Linked DNA regions of Homo sapiens: region 2 is linked to region 1. Evidence: read pairs that join two places in POLR2A ChIA-PET (ENCODE). Cell type or tissue: PC-3. All regions are shown on one strand. Each heading gives the region's core, and the rest is flanking DNA. Links, peaks and the distances in the headings are about the cores only.

Evidence for each region. ChIA-PET counts read pairs that join two places held together with the same protein. Peaks named below come from ENCODE experiments on the same cell type or tissue, not always from the same donor. Only the 100,000 strongest peaks of a DNase experiment are listed, where the experiment ranks them.
Region 2: POLR2A ChIA-PET joins it to region 1 with 11 read pairs; 8 of 35 experiments call an interaction of 5 or more read pairs at or near these places.

What each region holds. Positions count from the first base shown.
Region 1 is chr11:66,747,414-66,751,573 of GRCh38, reverse strand. All of the region lies in intron 1 of TOP6BL (TOP6B like initiator of meiotic double strand breaks), which reads right to left. Among named protein-coding and RNA genes, the nearest start is that of TOP6BL, 4.7 kb to the right of the region's middle. In PC-3, for the core only: no CTCF peak of the experiment used is centred there; a DNase peak (open chromatin) is centred at 2,273; H3K4me3 peaks cover 853 bases; H3K27ac peaks cover 890 bases.
Region 2 is chr11:66,629,985-66,632,484 of GRCh38, reverse strand. The region is part of intron 1 of RBM14-RBM4 (RBM14-RBM4 readthrough); the gene reads right to left. Among named protein-coding and RNA genes, the nearest start is that of RBM4, 7.5 kb to the left of the region's middle. In PC-3, for the core only: no CTCF peak of the experiment used is centred there; no DNase peak of the experiment used is centred there.

The sequences.
Region 1 (4,160 bases), core at 934-3,433:
CTTGAGTCCAGGACTTCAAGACCAGCCTGGGCAACATAGGGAGACCTCATCTCTATAAAAAAAAAAAAAAAAAAATTAGTCAGCCAGGCACGGTGGCTCACGCCTATAATCCCAACACTTTGGGAGGCTGAGGTGGGTGGATCACGAGGTCAAGAGATCGAGACCATCCTGGCCAACGTAGTGAAACCTGGTCTCTACTAAAAATACAAAAATTAGCTGGGCGTGGTGGTGCACACCTGTGGTCCTAGCTACTTGGGAGGCTGAGAAAGGAGAATCGCTTGAATCTGGGAGGCAGAGGTTGCAGCCAGCCGAGATCCTGGCGCCACTGCACTCCAACCTGGTGACAGAGTGAGACTCTGCCTCAAAAAACAAAAACAAAACAAAACAAAAATTAGTCAGGCATGGTAGCACATGCCTGTAGTCCCAGCTACTCAGGAGGCTGAGGTGGGAGGATCACCTGAGCTCAGGGGGTCAAGGCTGCAGTGAGCAGTGATTGCACCACTGCAGTCCAGCCTGGGTGACAGAGTAAGACCCTGTCTCTAAATTAATAAATAAATAAATAACATCTTGGCCAGGCGTGGTGGCTAACACCTGCAATCCCAGCACTTTGGGAGGCCAAAGTGAGAGGACTGCTTGAGCCCAGGGGTTTCAGACCAGCCTGGGCAACATAGCAAGAGACCCTGTCTCTAGAAAAATACAAAAATAAAACAACCAGGCATGGTAGCACATGCCTGTAGTCCTAGCTACTCAGGAGGCTGAGTTAGGAGGATCATTTGAGCCCAGGCATTTAAGGTTACAGTGAGCTATGATTGTGCCACTGCACTCCAGCCTGGGTGACAGAGTGAGACCATATTTGGGGGAAAAAAAAAAGATACAACAACACAAACATGTTACTTAGATCAAAGATAAATATTAAATAATCAATTAACAGAGTTAAAAGTATTAGCCTCTAGGAGGGAGAAAGATGGGAAGGGAGAGATGGGGGAAGCACGCAGGGTACTGTCGGGTTTTTTGTTTGTTTGTTTTGAGATGGAGTCTCACTCTGTCACCCAGGCTGGAGTGCAGTGGTGCGATCTTGGCTCACTGCAACCTCTGTCCTCCCAGGTTCAAGTGATTCTCATGCCTCAGCCTCCCGAGTAGCTGGGATTACAGGTGTGTGCCACCACAACCCGCTAATTTTTATATTTTTAGTAGAGACAGGGTTTCTCCATTTTGGACAGCTGATCTCGAACCCCTGACCTCATGTGATCTGCCCACCTCAGACTCCCAAAGTGCTGGTGTTACAGGCATGAGCCACTACACCCAGCCAAAACCATATGTGTGTGTAACTGACAAAAACTAAAACTAAATAAGTGTACATTTTTTTACAAAAAAAATGAAATAGATCCCTTATGCTAACATGAAATGCTGCCCACAAAGTACTGGTACATAGCACAGTCATATGTATAGTATAGTTCTAGTTCTAAAAAATGGATATTGATAACTAAGAACGTAGGCATAGAAAAATCTAGAAGACAGATTATCCTTGGCAAGTAGGGGGAAAAAGGAAAATCTAGAATATATACTCAATGTTAATAATCATCTCAAAGGCGTGAGATGTGTAGAAAGTCTCACTCTCCACAATATATGTTTCTGTAATGTTTTTTATCAAGCATGTATCACCACGTTTCCTACCCAAAAAAAATATATAAACATAGGCTGGGTGCGGTAGCTCACGTTTGTAATCCCAGCCCTTTGGGAGGCAGAGGCAGGTGGATCACTATCACTTGAGGTCAGGAGTTTGAGACCAGCCTGGCCAATATGGTGAAACCTCCATCTCTATTAAAAATACACACACACACAAAATTAGCCAGGCATGGTGGCAGCTGCCTGTAATCTCAGCTACTCAGGAGGCTGAGGCAGAATTGCTTGAACCCAGGAGGCAGAGGTTGCAGTGAGCCCAGATTGCGCCACTCCAGCCTGGGCGACAGAGTGAGACTCCATCTCTAAATAAATAAATAAATAATTATAACCATAATTACTTAAAGCTCAGAGACAATAAAGAGAAGAGAAATGCCCCCTATTCTAGGTGGGCTAAAGAAGTTCATCAGGCTCAAAATGCAGAATCGAGTTTCTTGCCAAAAACTACTGTGGCTAAAGTCCTTTGCTTTGAATTAAATCAACCTTGCTACCCTGGCCAGAGTTTATTGGATTAGACTATTACAACCACACACAGACCAACCATCACCCTAGACACGTAGCCAAGCATTTCTCTCAAGAGTGGTGGGAACCCTGCCAGTCAGAGTGCAGTTCATGCAGAGTAAGAGCAAACCAACCTGTCATACTGCTCTTGAAGATGTTTAATATTAATACACAAAGACAAGACAGGTCATTCCTGTTCAGGTAAGCAAATGTCTTGTAAAGCCTAGTTCACTATCCAATCTCAACTTGGTGCCCAAGTGACTTCTCTAAGCCTGAAGGGGCAACTTCAATCCAAAGTACCCTTCAATAAACCTACACACACACACACCACACACACACACACAAAAAGCTAACACTTCAAGTTTAAGAAAATTCATGCTTCAGAGCCACTCACTGCATCAGGTTTCCCTCAAAGACAACAGGCAAAAATGATAAAAGCATGAAAGCCAAATGGAAGAGATATTTTCAAACTAATCACAGTATGCACCATTCATCATTTTTCCTTTTTTTTTTTTTTTTTTGCTACTGCCAAAATTTAGACTTGGGAAAAAAAAAGTAGGTAAAGCTCAATGTAATATAATTTAGCTGTGACAAAGTAGATTAAAATCAAGAGAAAAATAAGATTGTTTCTGAGCAATTTTAACTTAAACCAGTAAAATAAATAATCTATGGTAAGAGTCATTCAACTACTCACCTTTCCTGTATGATACATTTGTAAATCTACCACCAGACACTTATTACATAATCATTTCATTTTATAATTATGGAACAATCCTGGAATAACATGATAAAAGATTCTAATTGAAATTTTTAAATAAGCTACGACATAAACCATGACAAAAGAGATAGAAAATATTTTTTCTTTCTCTACTTACTAGTTGTTACACAATGAAGAGCATTTGCCTGGTGCTTAGAATTTAATCCTTCTATGGAAATCACTAGCTGCCCTTCTAGCAATGCTCCCTTTGATACATCTATGTCACACTTCCAGTGAATTATTAAAAATCTCAAAATCTGAAAAGAGCACAATTCAAAGAAAACATAATCTTCTTTAGAAATCACAGTAATAATACATCTCTATGACCCAGTTAAATTAGTAACTCTAATTTCCCCCCAAAAATTGTATTCTTGCTTCTAAAATGTCAGATTTAGGTTTGTTCAGAGTATTGTGTCTAAACAAAATAAATAGCTAGGAGAGTGACATAAGAAAAGAGTCAGTGAAATTCAACATAATGCCCAGTAAGACAGGAAATTGAGACAATAAATTCCTTTATTCAGAAGATAAATTCATCTGGAAATAATAATTAGGGAAAAATTAAGTGGGAGTTTGTTTTTCTTGTTTCTTTTTTCCTGCCCCAAATAAAAGCCAACATGAAGACTATGAATAAGAGTGGCATCTGGTTATGAATCATCTTGATCTTTCATTAAATCAACACTTTTGAGGGTCAGAATACTATTTAAGAGTGCTAATGCTGCCCTGCGCGGTAGCTTATGCCTGCAATCCCAGCACTTTGGGAGGCCGAGGTGAGAGGATCACTTGAGCTCAACAGTTTGAGATCAGCCTGGACAACATACGCAGACCTTATCTCTACTAACAACAACAAAAATTAGCCCAGCGTGGTGGCGTGTGCCTGTAGTCTCAGCCACTGGGGAGGCTGAGGCAGGATGATCTCTTGAGCCCATAAGATTGAGGCTGAAGTGAGCCCTGATCAGGCCACTGCACTCCACACCTGGATTTGAATCCCTGATGTGCCAAATTCTAGCATGTGACCTTGGGCAAATTACTTAATCTCTCCAAACCACAGACTCCTCATCTATTAAAATGGGGATAAAACTACCACATAGGGCTGCTGCTGAAAGTAAACAAATAAGGTACGTGCAACGCTGAGCGCAGTGGCTCATGCCTGTAATCCCAGCACTTTGGGAGGCCAAGGTGGGAGAATCGCTTGAGCCCTGGAAACATAGTGAGGCCCCATCTC
Region 2 (2,500 bases), core at 1-2,500, 120 kb after region 1:
CTAAAAATCCAGCATTCTCCAGGGATGTTCAATGGGCATCAGGCAGAAGGCTTCCTAGGCCTCCAATCCTACAGCCAATGCAACCTCTTAGCCTTCCTTAATGTCTTTGAAAATCCCCTACACTATCAATAACCTTTATTCTCCATATCCACAAGAATTGCTCCCAGGACACAAAATAGTATTGCCAGAGACTGGAGGTGGCCAAAATTGATGTGGTACAGTAGCCAAATCACTTCTAGGTATCGCTAATTACAAATATTCACTGCCTTCACTACTAGAAGTATGTGCTGCACTCACACCTATATCCAAAATCTTTGGATCAGCTGTGTGCTGCTCTACTAGGCCATCCCAGTGTCCCCAGAATGTTCTAACTCATTTATATGAGATGGCTAACATTTCATGAGAAGTGACTACATACACGTGTCACATGTCCTCATTTGACTCTCCCAACAGCCGTATAGCATAACGATTATAAACAAAGCCCTAGATGGTTCCAATGTCTGGTTCAGTTCCTTGAGCCACCAACTTTGTAGCCATTTGATCTTAAGAATGGCCAGGCATGGTGGCTCACACCCGTAATCCCAGCACTCTGAGAGGCCGAGTGGGAGGATCATTTGAGGTCAGGAGTTCGAGACCAGCCTGGCCAATATGGTAAAACCCCATCTCTACTAAAAATAGAAAAATTAGCTGGGTGTAGTGGTGCATCCCTGTAGTCCCAGCTACTCAGGAGGCTGAGGCAGAATTGCTTGAACCCAGGAGGTTGCAGTGAGCCAAGATCGCACCACTGCACTCCTCCCTGGGTGACACGAGACTCCATCAAAAAAAAAAAAAAGAATAGTCACTTAACCAACAGCCTCAACTCCCATATTTCCAAAATAGGTTTAGAAATAGCTAATGTTGGCCAGGCGTAGTGGCTCACGCCTGTAATCCAAGCACTTTGGGAGGCCAAGGCGGGCAGATCACGAGGTCAGGAGATCGAGACCATCCTGGCTAACACGGTGAAACCCCATCTCTACCAAAAATACAAAAATTAGCCAGGCGAGGTGGTGGCAGGCACCTGTAGTCCCAGCTACTCGGGAGGCTGAGGCAGAAGAATGGCGTAAACCCGGGAGGCGGAGCTTGTAGTGAGCCAAGATCGCACCACTGCACTCCAGCCTGGGCGACAGAGCAAGACTCCGACTCAAAAAAAAAAAGAAATAGCTAATGTTGGCAGGGCATGGTGGCTCACACCTGCAATCCCAGCACTTTGGGAGGCCGAGGCAAGTGGATCACCTGAGGTCAGGAGTTCAAGACCAGCCTGGCCAACATGGTGAAATCCTGTCTCTACTAAAAATACAAAAATTAGCTGGGCGTGATAGCGGGCGCCTGTAATCCCATCTACTAGGGAGGCTGAGGCAGGAGAATCACTTGAACCCAGGAGGCAGAGGTTGCAGTGAGCTGAAATTGCGCCACTGTACTCCTGCCTGGGTGACAAGAGCAAGACTCCATCTTAAAAAAAAAAAAAAAAGAAATAGCTAACACGTGAATTGCTATGAAGATTAATATAATTGTGTTGGCTACACTAATATAAATTTAGTTTGTTGTATTAATATATTTAATTTACTGTAGTTAGCTATTATCCTCATTTTATAGGTAACAAAATAGAGGCAGCGTTCCTAATATGTCCAAGATCACACAGCCAAGAAGAGGGAGAGCCAGGATTCAAATTCAGGAAACCTCCTGTAGTCCCAGCTACTTGGGAGCCTGAGGTAGGAAGATCACTTGAGCCACGTGTTCAAGTGTAGCCTAGGCAACACAGTGAGACCCTCTTAAAAAAAAAAAAAAAACTTAAACTGATTAAAGAGACAACAGTCACTCTTGTCTATACCAAGTCGGTTTACTTTTTTGTTGTTGTTTTTATGTTTTCCTCAGACGGGGTTTTACTCTGTTGCCCAGGCTGGAGTGCAGTGGCATGATCTTAGCTCACTGCAAACTCCACCTCCCAGGCTCAAGAGATCCTCCAGCCTCAGCTGGACTACAGGCACTACTGGTACGTACCACCACGGCTGGCTAGTTTTTTATTTTTTGTACAGATGAAGTTTACCCATGTAGCCCAGGCTGGTCTTGAACTCCTGGACTCAAAAGGATCCAACCACCCCGGCCTCCCAAAGTGCTAGGATTACAAACGTGAGCCATGACACCTGCCCCAAGTCGGTTTTTAAATCAAATCATTTCTCCAAAAAATTTAACTACCTGGGATTACTGCCACATCCTCTCCCTCCTTACCTACCATTTGCCTATCAATACTTATTCATATAAACTCGCTCACTGAGGTAGGTCCTGCCTCCCAGACAATAAATCCCTCAAGGTCAGCCCAAAGCCTGCCTCAGCTAGCTGAGCAAGGCATTTGTTTGTTTGTTTATTTGAGACAGGGTCTTGCTGTGTCATACAGGCTGAAGTGCAGTCGCATGATCATAGTTCACTATAACCTCCAACTCCTGAGTTCAAGCAATCCTCTTGC